Regions from separate parts of the Homo sapiens genome. Here region 2 is linked to region 1. Evidence: chromatin contacts called from ENCODE Hi-C or POLR2A ChIA-PET data. All regions are on one chromosome and are shown on one strand. The core of a region is the stretch at or near the end of the contact, and the rest is flanking DNA. Distances in the headings are between cores, read along the strand shown. Region 1 overlaps ARMH3 (armadillo like helical domain containing 3). Region 2 overlaps ARMH3 (armadillo like helical domain containing 3).

Region 1 (4,295 bases), core at 974-3,473:
GAGCTTTCATATGCATTACATTATATAATTCTCACAACTACTACCTGGTGAAATAGTTGCTATCACCAGCACCCCCACTTTACAGAGGGTGGATAGAGGCCCACAGAAGCTAAGTAACTTGCTCAAGGTCACACAATAAGTGGTAGAGACAAAAGAAAAAAATAAGTTTTTCCAACTCAAATTTCCATATTCCTTTCAATACATCATGGTGAGTTTTCTGTTTAACCCTCCATGTTAAGTCTTCAATGCAGCTTTACAGAAGGAGGCATTATGGTTTGCAAGAAAGAGCAGCCCTGAACTTGGACTTAGAAGACCTATGATTAGGCTGGGCATGGTGGCTCATGCCTGCAGTCCCAGCACTTTGGGAGGCCAAGGCAGGTGGATCATTTGAGCTCAGGAGTTTGAGACCAGCCTGGACAACATGGTGAAACCACATCTCTACAAAAAAATACAAAAATTAGCCAGGTCTGGTGGCACGTGCCTATAGTCCCACCTACTTGGGAGGCTGAGGTGGGAAGACTGCTTGAGCCTGGGAAGCGGAGGCTGCAGTGAGCAGAAATCGCGCCACTGCACTCCAGCCTGGGCGACAGAGTCAGACCCTGTCTCCAAAAAAAAAAAAAAAAGAAGAAGAAGAAGACCTATTATTAATTCTCAGCTTTGCCAAGGAACAAATATGGGGCCTTCCACAATATACAACATCTTTAAGACTCAGTTTCCTCACTGGGAAAAAGTATATTTTAAAAAGTACATAATACACCCTATAGAGTTTGAAGATTAAAGAAGGTAGCATAAGAAAGAGTAGCACAAAGTCTGGCATTTAATAAGTGAGAATAGATGTCAGAAAAAAAAAGGGTAAACATTTGCAGGCTTAGTACTACCTGTATTTTTCCCTGATCTGGCCTTACTGTGGTGACATTCAAACACTTCTTTCCAATAATCTCTTAAGAAAACTGATTTGTTTGTTTTGAGACAGGGTCTCACTGTTACCCAGGCTGGAGTGCAGTGGCATGATCTTGGCTCACTGTAGCCTCAACCTGACCTCCTGGGCTCAAATGATCCTCCCACCTCAGGATCCTGAGTAGCTGGGACTACAGGCATGTGCCACCATGCCCAGCTAATCTTTGTTTATTTTGTTTTTTAGAGACAGGGTCTCACTATGTTGGCCAGGCTGGTCTTGAACTCCTGGGCTCAAGTGATCCTCCCACCTCTGCCTCCCAAAGGGCCAGGATTACAGGCGTGAGCCACTGAACCTGTCCATGACTGGATCTTTTTGCTACTTTAGATGTATACTGAGTCCGGTTATTAGCAACAGTAAAAATGATGTGATTATTGCAGCAAGTTCATCAGAGAAATTTAAGGAATGAAAATGAAGGTATATGCCTGACAGTCATGCAAAGAGAAGAAAGAAGTTACATGGTAACAAGGCTCAGCCCAGTCCTTTCTTAGCTGTCGGAAAAAGGAGAGGTCAAAAGCTTAAATCAGCTGCTTGATGGCCCTTGGGAAGAACACAGACAGCAGCCAAGCCAGAAACCACTGAAAGGAAAAGCAGAAGATAAGGCAAGTATAAAGGAATGTGATCAAGGAAACAGGCCCCAGATGAAAAGGAGCTGCCTGGAAGGCCTACATAAATACATGAATGAGTCAACACAACATAAATTATACCCATATGCACTTCATACCCTAGCCCAGAACCTGGTGACCTGGTGCTTCATTCAAACACCCACATTTGTCATGCTGCCCTTGGGTCATAAACAGATATTTGGGAGAAGGCAGTTTGTAATTCCTGATTCTTACAGAAAATCGCATTTATCGTAAGGCCTCACCACAGTATCTGGATTATTTGCTAGGTGCAGATATGCATTTATTTGTGAGATTTATAAAATTGTGTTTGATGCAAAATGAGTCTGGTGACAGGTAAGGCAGACCAACCTTCACTGCAATCTTGTTAGCACATCTCACCCCATGCTCCCTCATCCCAGCCCTCTTAACACACAAATTTCACACTTCTCCTTTTATGCCCAGATGTGCCAAACAGGGTAGTAAATCACTGCAGGGACAGGGCATTTTACCTTTAAATAAAAAGAAAGAAAAGATATAGGAAAAAAATCACAGACCAGCTTTGTCACACATTAGAATCTATACCAAGTTGTAAATGTGCATTACTATTACTAGGAATGTCTGGCAAGGCTTACATCTGGAGCTAAATCAAGTTCCCCATCTGTTGGGTTTGCCTCTTTTACTCAATGTTAATTTTTCAATTGTTTATAAGAACAGTGTAATAACTGTTGAGAAAATGAAAAATCAAAGGCACAAAGGGAGCAACGAACAGAAGAAAAGTCGAATTTAGGTTTCCCAATGGTGAAAGCACTTTCTCTTCTCCATTTACCAACAGCTCACACCTGTGCATGGGTGGTGCCTCCTCAAGACCCTGACCAACTCCATGCCTGACACAACTTTATGCAATACATACAGCACTCTGTAATTGTCTTGCTGTTTCATAAGCAACCTAAAATGACTCAGCCCCATGGACTCCAATTGCCTCTGTTTACCATAAATAGAAATAGTCACGTAAAGTAAAAGGTCAACATTCTAGATCTCCATGAATCATTCACTGAAGTCATGGAGAAAAGCTGAAAATCTTTGGAGAAAAGTTTTCAGATGACCTATACATAGAGAACACTCTGGCAACTAGCATGCCTGAAAAGGGCTTATAACCATCTCTCAGTAAAAAAATTCACAGAACAGCCAGCACTTTGAGCTGTTTCAATATGATAAAATAAAAGCCTCGTGTACTCCTGCTTTTCTTGATCAAGTACGACAATTTTTCTTCCACTCCTACAGACATCAAGGCTTAAAATAGTAGTAGTGTTCAACACACTTTACTTAGAAAGGTACAATAAACCTCAGGAAGAGCCAAGGAACTCTGCAAGAGATACTTCTCATTCCTTACCTGATATTAACCAATGCATGGGTCACCTTGCTAGCTGCTTCCTTCCACTGGCCTGCATTGGTAGAAAGCCTCAGGACTGCAAAGAAGGAAAGAACACAGATCTGTCAAACCCCCGGCATAAAACACAAACATGAGGAATGAAGACACATCTCAGAATAGCACTCTCAGAATAACCAAACAAAGCCTGCGCCAATCTTCTGTTAAAAACATCCTCAGCTTAGATAAAAATACAAGGGCTTATAGAATTCTCGCAACTATTTTCACTCCAGTTTTTTCTCTAACTTCTTTTCACTTTCTATCAAAATACTCTACTCCTTCTCTGCCTTAGGTTTTCCCTCCCCTCTGCTAACCGGGTTCCATAACTTAATTTTTGCATGCATTTACAATCTGCACTGGGGTGGTGATGTGAGGGTAAACTTGTTGCCATATCTATCATTTCCCTAATGGTGGGGGCTGATTTAGTGGAACTGGCTGGCTTAGTTGATGTCCCTTCCTGCTCTATGTATATGCATAAACTCCTTAACATATAAACTCAGTCAAACAGGACACATCCACATAGAGGATGGTCATGTGTCAATCAAGGATTAACCTTTTTTTTTTTAATTATACTTTAAGTTCTAGGGTACATGTGCACAACGTGCAGGTTTGTTACATATGTATACATGTGCCATGTTGGTGTGCTGCACCCAATAACTCGTCATTTACATTAGGTATATCTCCTAATGCTATCCCTCCCCCATCCCTCCACCCCACAACAGGTCCCGGTGTGTGATGTTCCCCACCCTGTGTCGAAGTGTTCTCATTTTTCAATTCCCACCTATGAGTGAGAACAGATTAACCTTTTTTTGCTCCTCTGACTTAACTGTTTGACCTGCAAAATGAATCTACAAGAACGTTCTTCCCTTGTGTGACCAAATTCTCTCCCTTTTCCAAACTCACACAGAGAGGAAAGATAATAGAAATATAGACCTGAATATATCCTCTATCAGCTATGATCTTCAGAGCCACACATGCCATTTTAGAAAAGAGACAAAACAGCACAAGTGCTCCTTGAAAGAGCAAGCACATGGTAGGCACTCTAAGTGTATGTTTTAATGAATGGCTAATTAATAAGGGCTAAATATGCAGAGAGCTTACTATGTGCCAGGCACTGGACCAACTTAGGTTATATGTAATGTAGCATACAGATGAGGAAAACCAAGACTCAGAGGAGACAAGTACGGTAACTGATTGCAGTCATTCACACAAGTTGTAAGTAATGGAGCTGGAATTCAAACCTGGAGGGAAATGACTCAAGAGCCTACATTTATGTAGAGAAGTAACTACAAGATCTCTGAAGCCAATG
Region 2 (4,295 bases), core at 438-2,937, 38 kb before region 1:
TTTCAGGACCAAAGACACAAAAATGGAACCTTAGTTAGTATAAAAGGCATTTTGACAACCAGCAAGAAGGATAAACTACTGACCAGTGCATCTAGTTGCTTACTTTACCCAATGATCCAATGTAAATGGAGAAGAATGAACCACAAGTGTTGAAAGAACCACAAAAGTCAAATGGACCATCTACATTTCCATAAAAGGCATCATCACTTAATCCATTCCCCTTATGTCTACTTTTTATTAAATCTTTCAATAAATGAAAAGAGGCTCCAAAACTTTCCTAAACATAAAACACCTATAAGATTATCCTATCGTTGCTCAGATCCATCACTCTGTGCTTCTGACTACCTTACTCTGTTCTCTAGTGGCAGGTCCGAAGTTACTGGCAGAGTTCCTGGGGCTACAGAATGAAAACCTCTAATAATCTTTGGAATTGGTTTTCCTATTTCCCTTTTCCTGGATTTCCTATTTCCAGAAGCAAGGCTCCTCTACACGCTCAGAAATGCCAAATGAATATAAAGGAACAAAATGGCCTATAAGAAAATGTGTATTAGATGTTCTGTCCCTTTTCAGAACATAAGAAAATCCTAACACATACCTAAGAGGAATTCTGAAGCACTGGAGATAAGCTCAAAACCCCCAAAACTGATCTAATTTTGATTAATGGTGAACATTCCAATCTCTTGAATATGAATTAAGAACTTTTTAAAAACTGGCATGAGACAAAAACCTGAAATATTTTAATTACACCTCATTCCCATTAGCCCAATTAATCAATTTATTATAAGACACTTAAATTTTAAGCATGGGAGAGCAAGAAAATGAGCAATTGACTAGTCTTCTTTTCCCGTCACTTCAAAAATAAAGGCGAATTGGCTGGTCACAGTGGCTTATGCCTGTAATCCCAACACTTTGGGACGCCCAGGTGGGAGAACTGCTTGAGGCCAGGAGTTCAAGAGCAGCTTGGGCAACATAGTGAGACCCCCATATCTACAAAAAATTTTTTTTAAATTAGCCAGCATAATGTGCACACCTATAGCCCTAGCCATTCATGAGGATGAGGCATGAGAATTGCTTGAACCCAGGAGTTTGAGGTTACAGTGAGCTGTGATCATGCCACTGTACTCCAGCCTGGGCAACAGAGCAAGACCCTGTCTCTAAAAATAAAGGGAAATTATTTTAGTGGATCACATGCTAGACTGAGGAAGGAGGGAAATATTCTGTGGATCCCATGCCAGTTAGAGAAAAAGAGGCATATGAATCCTAAACTAGACTAGATGAGCCATACATAATACCTCAGTGGTGGAGGAGGAGGATCTCATGTGCACAAAGGAGGAAGAAACCTGTCAAGATTTCCCAGTGGTCCAGTGTGGGCCATATGGATTCCATACTAGATAGCAGTGGTCCTGATGTTCACATACAGGAGAGATGAGAGGGTGGGCCATATGGATCACGTACTGGTTTTCAAGTACTCCAGGAAAAGAATGAAATTAAAAGACACGGAAACAGGCTTATACTCCATCCCAGGGGGACCTTTTAGAACTCCTCAGGAAAGGCAATCAGCAAGTCTGCCAAAGTAATTAAGCAAACGAACATTTACCATAAAGCCCACATCAGTTAAGTGAACAAAGATGAATCTTATTACAGTGCACTGTCAGCTCTGAGCCTGCAGGTGCTAACCACTGAGACGTGGCGTTACTCGGCCCTAGCTGCTCACCCACCCACTGTGACAGAGAGCTTCGCCCTTCTCGTCAGCTCTGAAAAAGCAGGCTGCTTTCACCTGCTCCAGCACTGACTTATGTTGCTTTCAGACAGACCCTCACAGAGATGGCTTCCTATAAGAAGCCTGGGTGTGGATACTGTGGCAGGTGGTAGGGTTGGCTACAGAAGGGAGGCTTGAGAGGTAGAGAGGATGGGAGAAAGCAGGGGGGCTGGGTAGCAGTTATGTCAGTGAGGTAAAGAAAATGGGATAGTTTGGTAAATCAAGAAGTAAATAAAGAATAAACAAGCTGCCCAAAGTATTGAACCGTTCTGCCTAAGTGAAGTTGATAGTCTCTCTGAAAAGGGAAGAAGTTAAAACTTCATTGCAAAATAGTTTCTCCTCAAGGAAAGAAATATTACTAGGGAACATCGCTTTTCTAATGTTAATGGCAGCCTCAACATCAGCTTTATTAATGAGTTAGCACCAAAGCTAACAGGGTCAGATTTGTTGAGACCTAATCAGTATCTATTATTTAACAAAATCCACTGCTTGCTAGAATAAATGAATACTTATCAATTATCCTAAGATTTACAAATGGCACTTGAAGCACCTTTTGGCCCTATTTCTTTCTGCAAATAATTTTGAGAGTCAAAATGAAAGCCCCAAATTGACCAAATGCCAACCAACTACATCAGAGACCCAGAAAGCTTTTATTCAACAGAAACTCTCACAAGGGGAAGGCTGTTAAGAGTAGCTGTGAGACAAATTCAAAAAATCATATAACTAGTTTAAAAAGCCAAAGACCATATGTCTATTACTCAGAGGAACAGATATGAATAGACAGAAGTAGGTAAGGTCCCTGTGTCCAGAAACCGATACATCTCTAACTTATTATGGAGAAGAAATCCTAAAGACATTGCTGGGAGACAGATACAACCAACCAACTGAAGAAATGTCACTTGTGGCACTTCTGGGCTGGGCTTGTGACAGAAAATGATGTTGGAGGTCTCACAGCAGATGCACGCACAGGCACTCATACGTGCGCACTTCTCTTCAGGTCTAGAACAAGAGCAAACAAAGAGCTGTGGTAGAAAGTGATTTGCAACCTTACTTTCTACCACAGCTCTTTGTCTGCAACAGGGCCTGCAGTTTCCTTACATTCAAAGGCAGCGGGAGGTGGGAAAAGGAGGGGAAACTAGATGACTGCTACTCAGAACCAAGCAGCGCTGCCCAGGAGAGGACTTAATGGGAGGATAAATTTGGGGCCTGATTCTTTGACGGCACCTCCAGTAATAGCTAGTAAAGCAGGGGGTGAGAGCCAGCTCCAAACATTCATCATAATAGTGCAACAAGATGAAGGTCTTTAGGGGAGAGTCGATGAGATTCCAGAGTAAGAAAATGAAGCCCATGCGGAGGGTGAGGCGGTTGGCTCTGGCAGATTGTCTCCACAGGAGGCTGGTATAATTGTTTTATGCTCACAAAGAGGTTATTAGCTGCCATCTCTTCAATATACCAGAAAGAGCAGTAAGTTTTCTTCCTCCTGAAAGGTGACGCTACCAAAAGGAGAAATTTAGTTTTAAAGTAATTAAAGAACTTTGTTTATGCTATAAGCACTGTTTTAGAAACAGAACTTCTATATTTTCTCCTCTCTTACTCTGCAAATTGACTGCTTTCTCATATAGTCAAGGAATCTCTGTCCCTAGAAGGAAGTTCTACAGTATCTGAAGCTAAAGGTTTGCCAGCACTGCCAGTGACTCTTGATAATTCAGTTTGTTTGACAAACATATGAATACCTATCATGTGCAGGCACTACGCTAGGCAATGAAGGTTGTGAATAAAATAAATCCCAGAGATCAAGGAGTTCATAAATGGAAAAGACACACACGACAGACAGATAATTTCATTATGATGTGGTAAAGGCTAAGGCAGACAAAGAGTAGACAAAAGGTATCATGGAAGCACAGAGGAGGGGTGCTTAGCCCAACCTGCAGGCTTAGAAAGGACATTCTGAAGGACAGGGTGCTTGAGCAGAGTCTCAAAATATGAATTAGTTTATAATTAGGCAAGGAAAGGTGAGAATGTGTGGGCACATTTTCTTACAGGGAAGGAGACTGATACCGAACTTTTACTAAATCAAACAAAAGAAACCTTACTAGTTAAAAATTAGGTTCATGCCTTCAACAAATAGTCAAATTTTTCCAGTAAACTAAAGATAAAAGTTATAGCTTCCTTTCCCAGTGTCTCATTTTAAATATTTTCCATCTAAGGGGAAGCAGGACAACTTTTGTGAAAGCCACAAGACCTCTGCCTGTTGGGGTCCTGTTTACACCTGTTTGCTCAGTACTGACTCAAAGATGCTCATGGAGACAGGCCAGGGCAGGTTCTCTACCTCTTCTCCCCTAAACTAACTGTAAACACAAAGCAGTTTTCTAAGTTGGAGGCAGGTCTTTCAGGCTCCCATGGGAGTAGATGGATCTCAGCTGTGCCGTGCCCGCCCTCTGCGGCTGTCAGTCTCCAGCTGGTGATGCAGCTGTTCCACTTAAAGCCACACTGAAGCCTCCAGTCTCTGATCTCCACCAAACCACACTGACGACAC

What was found. Hi-C counts contacts between places; a loop is a spot of excess contacts on that map. ChIA-PET counts read pairs that join two places held with the same protein, here RNA polymerase II (POLR2A). Pooled maps may share reads with other maps.
Region 2: a map of B cell shows a loop between it and region 1 (1.8-fold over the local background). The contact joins two enhancer-like sites. A Hi-C loop is called at or near these places in 6 of 168 maps with a recorded cell type or tissue (B cell, Right ventricle myocardium inferior, cardiac septum and 3 more), 3 of 37 single-sample maps with no recorded cell type and 5 of 50 pooled maps. POLR2A ChIA-PET finds 5 or more read pairs at or near these places in 14 of 52 experiments (AG04450, GM10248, GM12878 and 10 more).

What each region holds. Positions count from the first base shown.
Region 1 is chr10:101,936,913-101,941,207 of GRCh38, forward strand. It overlaps ARMH3 (armadillo like helical domain containing 3), which reads right to left. Exons shown (of 26, transcript NM_024541.3): 23 at 2,951-3,026. Among named protein-coding and RNA genes, the nearest start is that of KCNIP2, 95 kb to the left of the region's middle. RefSeq lists an enhancer at 1,697-2,896. Within about 2 kb of position 2,224, at least 10 of the 41 ENCODE cell types and tissues checked have a DNase peak (open chromatin) inside an H3K27ac peak, as active enhancers do; they include B cell, where a contact is called at or near this core.
Region 2 is chr10:101,899,829-101,904,123 of GRCh38, forward strand. All of the region lies in intron 23 of ARMH3 (armadillo like helical domain containing 3), which reads right to left. Among named protein-coding and RNA genes, the nearest start is that of KCNIP2, 58 kb to the left of the region's middle. RefSeq lists enhancers at 2,479-2,638, 2,638-3,301. Within about 2 kb of position 1,688, at least 3 of the 41 ENCODE cell types and tissues checked have a DNase peak (open chromatin) inside an H3K27ac peak, as active enhancers do; they include B cell, where a contact is called at or near this core.